3 separate regions of the Homo sapiens genome follow, and all the other regions are linked to region 3. A link is an interaction called in ENCODE POLR2A ChIA-PET data of the cell type or tissue named here. Cell type or tissue: OCI-LY7. All regions are shown on one strand.

Evidence for each region. Peaks named below come from ENCODE experiments on the same cell type or tissue, not always from the same donor. Only the 100,000 strongest peaks of a DNase experiment are listed, where the experiment ranks them.
Region 1: POLR2A ChIA-PET joins it to region 3 with 9 read pairs; 3 of 35 experiments call an interaction of 5 or more read pairs at or near these places.
Region 2: POLR2A ChIA-PET joins it to region 3 with 6 read pairs; 2 of 35 experiments call an interaction of 5 or more read pairs at or near these places.

What each region holds. Positions count from the first base shown.
Region 1 is chr3:47,109,454-47,111,953 of GRCh38, reverse strand. All of the region lies in intron 5 of SETD2 (SET domain containing 2, histone lysine methyltransferase), which reads left to right. Among named protein-coding and RNA genes, the nearest start is that of SETD2, 53 kb to the left of the region's middle. In OCI-LY7, no CTCF peak of the experiment used is centred here; no DNase peak of the experiment used is centred here.
Region 2 is chr3:47,095,456-47,097,955 of GRCh38, reverse strand. SETD2 (SET domain containing 2, histone lysine methyltransferase) reads left to right here. Exons shown (of 21, transcript NM_014159.7): 9 at 1. Among named protein-coding and RNA genes, the nearest start is that of SETD2, 67 kb to the left of the region's middle. In OCI-LY7, no CTCF peak of the experiment used is centred here; no DNase peak of the experiment used is centred here.
Region 3 is chr3:46,931,592-46,934,091 of GRCh38, reverse strand. The region is part of intron 2 of CCDC12 (coiled-coil domain containing 12); the gene reads left to right. Among named protein-coding and RNA genes, the nearest start is that of CCDC12, 44 kb to the left of the region's middle. RefSeq lists enhancers at 1-327, 2,156-2,265, 2,456-2,500. In OCI-LY7, CTCF peaks have their summits at 1,087 and 1,290; a DNase peak (open chromatin) is centred at 1,061; H3K4me3 peaks cover 1,941 bases; H3K27ac peaks cover 2,316 bases.

The DNA.
Region 1 (2,500 bases), 180 kb before region 3:
CTGAGCATATGGCCACAGTTGGATGGGAGTTGGAGTTGGGGCAGGACTTGGTGGGGTTTAATCTGTTTATTGTGGGAATTCAAAACACAGGTAATAAAGACAATAATTTTTTTTTCTCACTGTTTTCCCCTTGGCAATAATTTAGTTTTATGACAGGAATCCTCATATATCTTTTGATAAGCAAATTGTTCTTTTTTTTTTTTTCCTTTGAAGATAAGAAATGATGTTGATATTAATCTATCCTTTTGGGAACCAATCAGAAAGCAACATGTTTTGTTACACAAAAAGGGGGCTAGTAGGAACCTCATAGATTTCTCTTCTCCTCTAAGTTTTGTAAAAACACACCCTGGCTCATAACTGGTTTTTATTGTTTTTTATTTTTTTGAGACAGGGTCTTGCCCTGTCACCCTCGCTGGAGTATCCTGGCGCAATCATAGCTCACTGCAGTGTCGACCTCCCAGGCTCAATTTATCCTCCTGCCTCAGCCTTCTGAGTAGCTGAGACTATAAGTGTGAGCCAGTATGCCCAGCTACTTTATTTTTCTATTTTTTGTAGAGATGGGGTCCTCACTATGTTGCCTAGGCTTCTCATAACTGGTTTTTAATTGTTTATTTGAAGCAAATATCCCACAGAATTGTCATATGCCCCATATCCATTCATTGGATTCTTTATAATATTTTAAACAAATAATTGGTTACACTTCCTTTGAACACTGTTGATACAGAACTCAATACCTCTCAAAGCAGCCCATTGAATTTCCAAAATCACTAGTTCTAGTCCAGACGCACATTTTCAAAGATGCCTTCTTTCATTCTGCCCTAGCCAGCCAGGCCTTCTTGAGATTTTTTTTTTTTTTTTTTTTTTTTTTTTTTTTAAAGGAACCACAGTTTGGACACAAGCCTCTCTTACAGGGACAATAGTGGATGAGCTGTCTGGATGCTGGTCTTTTGTGGTATCTGCAGTAAAACACATAGCTTCAAACCTGATCTAAATTCTGTTACTTGCAACAGACACTCTTTGATAGCTCAGTGCTCTTCTCATATTAAGGGGAAAGGAGACTGGGGAAGGGAGGAAAGGATATATGGCTCCAGTTTATAAGCCAGGTTAAAATTTCCTAAAGCTCTTCCGTTTTCTTCAGCTATTCACAGAGAACCCTGCTTTGGTAAAATATACTAGGACTTAATGTTTCCATGTTTCCCATACCTTCCTACTCCTATAACTGCCACATGATGATGTGTAATACCAATAGTTTATGAATTTCATAAACTAGTCAAAACTCTTGCGTTGTTTACTGGTAGAGTATTACCATTTAATAAGGACAGATTGTCAGAGCTACACAGGATGAGAAATTATTTGGAGCTAAGTTACTAGTTAGTGTTAAAGTGCCATGGCAGACCCCACCAAAAAAGCAGGTTATTACCAAAACCCCTGTAGTTTTAGGAAATCTCCCAGTTGTAGGAAGAGAAGGCAGTCCAGGTTGACTTAATGTAATTGGATACCAGATAGGGTTTTAATTGAGGTAAAATTCACATAATATAATATTGACCATTTTAAAGTTTACAATTCAGTACCATTTAGTGCATTCATAATCTTGTGCAACTGCCACTTTTGTCTGTGTCCAAAACATTTTCATCATCTGAAAAGGGAACTAACTCTGCCTGTTAAGCAGAATCTTCTCATACCTGCCTCCTCCCAGGCCTGGCAGCCACTAATTTGCTGTCTGTTTCTGTGGGTTGATCTATTCTCGGTATTTCGTATAAATGAAATTATACAATATGTGGCCTTTTGTGTCTGGCTTCTTTCACTTAGCATTATGTTTTTGAGGTTTCATCTGTATTGCAGCATGTGTCAGCACTTAATTCCTATTTATGGCTGAATAATACTCTCTTGTATGGGTATACGATATTTTGTATATCCTTTTGTTAGTTGATGGACATTTGGGCAAATGAGGCTTTTTTTTTTTTTTTTGAGATGGAGTCTTGCTCTGTCACTCAGGCTGGAGCACAGTGGCACGATCACGGCTCACTGCAACCTCTGCTTCCCGGGTTCAAGTGATTCTCCTGCCTCAGCCTCCTGAGTAGCTGGGATTACAGGTGTGCGCCACCATGCCCAGCTAATTTTTCTATTTTTAGTAGAGAGGGGGTTTCACCATGTTGGCCCAGCTGGTCTCGAACTCCTGACTACAGGTGATCCGCCTGGCTTGGCTTCCCAAAGTGCTGTAATTACAGGGGTAAGCCACCGTGGCTGGCCGAAATGAGGCTTTTTTAGAAGCCATCTTTCCCCTCCACATTTTTTTGTTGTTTTCCGACACAGGGTCTCACTGTGTTGCCCAGGCTTGAATGCAGTGGCGCGATCACAGCTTACTGCTGCCTCAACCTCCTGGGCTCAGGTGATCCCCCAACCTTAGCCTCCTCAGTAGCTGGGACTACAGGTGTACACTACCATACTCTGCTAATTTTTTTGTATTTTTAGTAGAGACAGGGTTTTGCCGTGTTGCCCA
Region 2 (2,500 bases), 160 kb before region 3:
AGTAAGTTTGCATTTTTCTTTCAACTTTCACAATAAAAAATTTAAAAAGCGAGGTGGCTTTTCTGATTGAAGGTTATAAAGTCATACTACTGCCACCAGAGAAATCCAAGATCAGATGAGTTGTTACCAGAAAAGAGATGCAATTGCTATTTTTATTTCAGATTCATAGAGATTGGAATTGGGTACTGAGAACTATTAAAGTATTATTGAAAACACCTGGACTAATAGTTTTTCAGATTCTTTAAAACTCCTAAGTACAAGTAAAACATATCTTTTCTCCCTGATAGCTCACTATGTCTGCTGTACGTTTCTAATCTCTTGTTATTGGTTTGTCTTTGTTTGGTACTCTAAACTTTGAGTGTTCTTCAAATCTCTGAAAATCCTCTTTTGAGTGTGAGAAAAGTTTTGAGAGGAAGTAGGTAACCTAAGACCAACAGGAGTAGTCACAGATGCTCTTTTTATTTAATGAAACAGCAGTTGATAGCCTCATTTTGTACCCTGTCTTGCCTGAGTTACTCCTGGGATGGGGATGGGATTGTTGGTGGGGAATATCCTGTTACTAAAGGGACTATCAATTGCAAAAAGGACTTTGTGTTTAAAAAAATATTCTCCTCCCTTTTTTGAGGATCCCTTTGCTAGAGCACTGTTTTTCAAAAATGTGATCCTTGGATCACTTTCTTTAGAACCAGCTGGCTGGATCCATAGTAAAAATGCACATTTTTGGGCTACTCTCTAGACCTGTGAATCTTAGTGGAAGGGCTGAGGGTTTACCGGTGTTAGTCAGCAAATTCCCCTGTGATTCTTTTGCAGTTAGCTCATTCCTGGACTTTTCAGGAACTTAATACTCATAAGAACTATAGATGACAGCAATTTTTCTGTTTAGATGGGGAGATAGAAAAAGACATGAGGGAGGTGATGAGAGTATAATGGTTAAAAGGTAACATCAATTGAGCACAAATTAATTTGAGGGAATTAAGTATTAAGAATCTGAATTCTGTAAGAAGATTCAGTTAAAAAAAGTTAAAAAAAGCATTGGAAAGGTCCGTTAAAAAAAGCAGAAAAGGACAGTTTATATAACAAACACCTGTATTTCCACCACCCAACATGAACAAATGCATTGGAATGTCATGTGTTCTTTAGCTCTTTCTTTCTCTCTCTCTCTTTTAAAAAATGTATATATTTTCAAATGGTTTGGCTTTGTTTTTTTTTGAGACAACGTCTCGCACTGTTCCACAGGCCAGAGTACAGTAGAGTGATCACAGCTCACTGCAGCCTTGAACTCCTGGCTCAAGTGATCCTCTCACCTTGGCCTCCCAAAGTGCTGGGATTACAGGCATGAGCCACAGTGCCCAGCCCCCCTTTTTTTTTTTTTTTTTTTTTTTTTGAGGCAAAATCTCATTCTGTTGCTTAGGCTGGAATTCAGTGATGCATTCATAGCTCACTGCAGCTTCAAACTCCTGGGCTCAAGTGATCCTCTCGCCTTGGCCTCCCAAAGTGCTGGGATTACAGGCATGAGCTACCACACCCAGCCTTCAGCCCTCTTTTTAGATAGCATATATAGTGTAACTTTATGCCAAGCACTTTTCTAAGCACTTGATGTATTAGCTCATTTAATTCTCACAATAAGCTCATAAATTAGGTAATGATCTTTCCTTTTTTACAGTTAAGAACACACTAAGGCACAGAGAGATTATAGTGTCACCCAAATAGGTGGTGGAAATAAGCTCCAATCCAGCATCTTGTCTCTGCTCTTAACCATTGTGTTAAACTACAGTTAAACTGTAGAGTGGAGTCCCCTCCTACCTTTGAGGCAACTATGGCCATAACAATAGATGTTTCTGCATTTTAGAACATATTGTTTTGTGTGGCATTTTAAAAGTTTTTAGAAATGGTAAAATATAGCTGGGCGTGGTGGCTCTTGCTTATAATCCCAGCACTTTGGGAGGCCAAGGCGGGAGGATAGCTTGAGCCCAGGAGTGCAAGACCATCCTAGGCAATATAGTGAGACCTCATCTCTATTAAAAAAGAAAAAGAAATGAGATAATATAGATGTATTTGTGTGCATTTTTTACTCTTATTTTTGAATTTGATCTGTATTCATATATGTAGATGAACATTTATTTCTAATTGCTGTAATTTTTTTCTTTTTTTTTCTCAACTTCTGCATGATGGTCATTTGAAAGTTTTTCTTTTTTTTTTTCATCATGTAACAGTTTATTGACATATTTTCCTACTGATGGATACTTATGTTTCCAATTTTTGCTATTAATTTCAAAGTTAGTATCTTTGCACATGTCTCTTTTGCACATGTTTCTTTAAGATTTATCTATGGAAGTGTAGTCACTGGGTCATACCTAGTCTGTTAGCTTTCTTCACTTGACTACCGGACATTTTTCTTTAAACTCCATTAGATTGCTTTTGTTGTTAACTCTTGTTTCATATAATTCATGGTTTACCAGAGCAACCACAAAGTAGTTATTAAACATGTTGACCTAAACTA
Region 3 (2,500 bases):
TATTTACAACCGGGTGCTGTGGCTCACGCCTGTAATCCCAGCACTTTGGGAGGCTGAGGCAGGAGAATGGAGTGAACCCGGGAGGCGGAGCTTGTAGTGAGCCGAGATTGCTCCACTGCACTCCAGTGGACGACAGAGCGAGACTCCATCTCAAAAAAAAAAAAATTTTCAATTGATATTTACATAAATTATAGATTTTTTTATTGTAGAAAACTTAGAAACTACAGATCAACATGTATCTGTGCATATCATGCTGTTTTGTAACATTTTTTCATGAGCCGTGTCATGACTATCTTTTGGTAAATACACTTTCATGAAATTATGGCAGCTTAATATTTCTTTGAGAGTACCATGATTTATTTTTCAGTCTTGGGGTTTTTTGTTTTGCTTTTGGCAGACCAGTTTTTTCTAACGCCTTAAGTACCCACTAGCTATGGGCTTTCAGGTGGGATGGGTGCAAAGTTCAAACTTGTCAGTGTAGAGCACCTTGGTTAGGTTCTGCAGCGTCTGGGATGAGAGTGGGTGCAGACCGCATGATGCAGATGCGATGGCAGCTCCAGCAGGGCAGGGGCCTCATTTAACTAACACTCAGCCCTGGTCATTGCCTGGAACAGCCGTTGGCTGCTTATAAGCCATCCCTCAGGGGCCTTTGGGTAGGCCTTGGTGCCAACACGTGGCCATAGCTGTTGATCTGTCTTGGTGGGGGCTCCCATACAGATCTCATCCCCAGCCAGCTCTGGCTTCTCCGGCCTCCTTGTTTTTAAGGCAAGGGCTTGACTGTACTACTTCTGAAGCTCCTTCTGCCTCTAAGACCTGTGACCTAAAATTGTAATTTTTAGGGCTGAGGAAGGCTTCTCCTGGCAGTGGGGAGAGCTGAGAGGCTGGGCTCCCGTTGAGGGAGGGAGTTTCCAGGATAATGCTGTAGGCTGAACTCCACTGTGGGGTAGGCTGCAGGAGTTTTTCCTTTGAGGAACACTTGAGCACTCAGAGCCCTGGCACAGCCACCTGCAGCCCTGGCCAGGCCCCAGTCACTGTGTCAGGTAGCTTCTCTACTGCAGTTGCTGGTCCCTGAGGAGCCAGATGCAGGAAGCTGGTGTGGGGTCCACCCCTAGGCCAGAGAGCAGGGTGTGGATTCTGCCTCCGGCTCTTCCTTCAACTCTGGCACCTTGGATAGTCTTTCTGGACTGTTTTCCACATTGAGAAAATGTCAGTGACACCCTCTTCCTCTGTGGAAGGGTGGTCTCGAGAGGTGGCCTCTGAGAGGCCATGTGTGGAGGCTGCCCCTACTGGGGAGGGTGCATTATCTCATGCTTTCTGGCCTGTGGTTTCAGGTGGGGGCACAAAGGCGCTCCCACTCCTTTTTCTGAAACCCGCTGAGGACGCATTTGCCAGGACTTGCTTGGAGGCCTGTCCACCCCCTGAGGCTGTGATGTGGCCCTGTCCTGCCCATGGTCACTTCTTGTGTCATGTGCTCCAATAGACCTTGTCCTCTTTGTGTGGCCAGAAGGACAGGAGGCTTGGGGTGGGCTGGATAAGAGAAGGGAAGGGAGGTTTTATTGCCTTACACTGTACCCGTTCTTCAGGCTGGGGCCACAGTTGCCTTGCTGGGTGACAGCTGGAGGACAGTCTCCTCTGCCCACGAGTGGGGAAGCCACTGGGCTCTTTAAAAGTCTCATTTGCTGCAAAGCCAGCCATTGAGTGTTCTAAAGAAAAATATCAACCACCAAACAAAAACATCCCTGTACTAAATTGTCCTTTGCCCTCATAGCCTGGTGGTACTTTAGGCCACTCTAGGGCACTCTGCCAGAAGAGATCCCAGAGGTGTTGTAGCTATTATGAATTATGCTGCCAGGATCGTGCGTATATAGAATGCTTTGTTTTGCTTGCTCCTGTCTTGTTACTATTTCTATGGAATAATTTCCCCAGAGCAGGGTTACCGGGTCAGGGAGTTTGAACATTTTAATGGCCCTTGAAAGAAAGACCAGATCAGCCTCTAGAGCAGTTGTGTACCTCATTTGGGGTAGTTGCCTCTCCCCTCATTTTCATGCTTCTGTCGAGTCTGGCCTCTGGCAGCAGCAACTGAAGCCTTGTTATTTATATTGGGGACAAGGGGTAGGTCTCTATGTGCAGAGCCTAAAGCAAACAGAGGATTATTAGGGGCATGTCTGAGTGTCATGAGTGTGTTTTCCTGGCAGAGCTCCAGTGTCTCTGTACTCTGAATATTAAAAATGAAAGTGTTCTTTGATCAAAGTTGCCAGTCTCTCTGGTCAGTGGTGGCCTCTGCAAGGCCTGCAGGCGCATCCTGGGCGTGGCCTTCCCTGTGGTCTGTTACTAGGAGGAGTGCCTCACAGCAGTTCTCTCTCTGGCCCTTGATGGGGCCTGTATGGCCAGGAGGGACCAGGGTGGCCAGGTGGAGGACCTTGTTCTCAGGGAACAGGCCATGTGGGACTGTCCTGTCCTTATCCTCTCTGCCTCCCTCCAGGGGCCCAGGGCAGCAGGT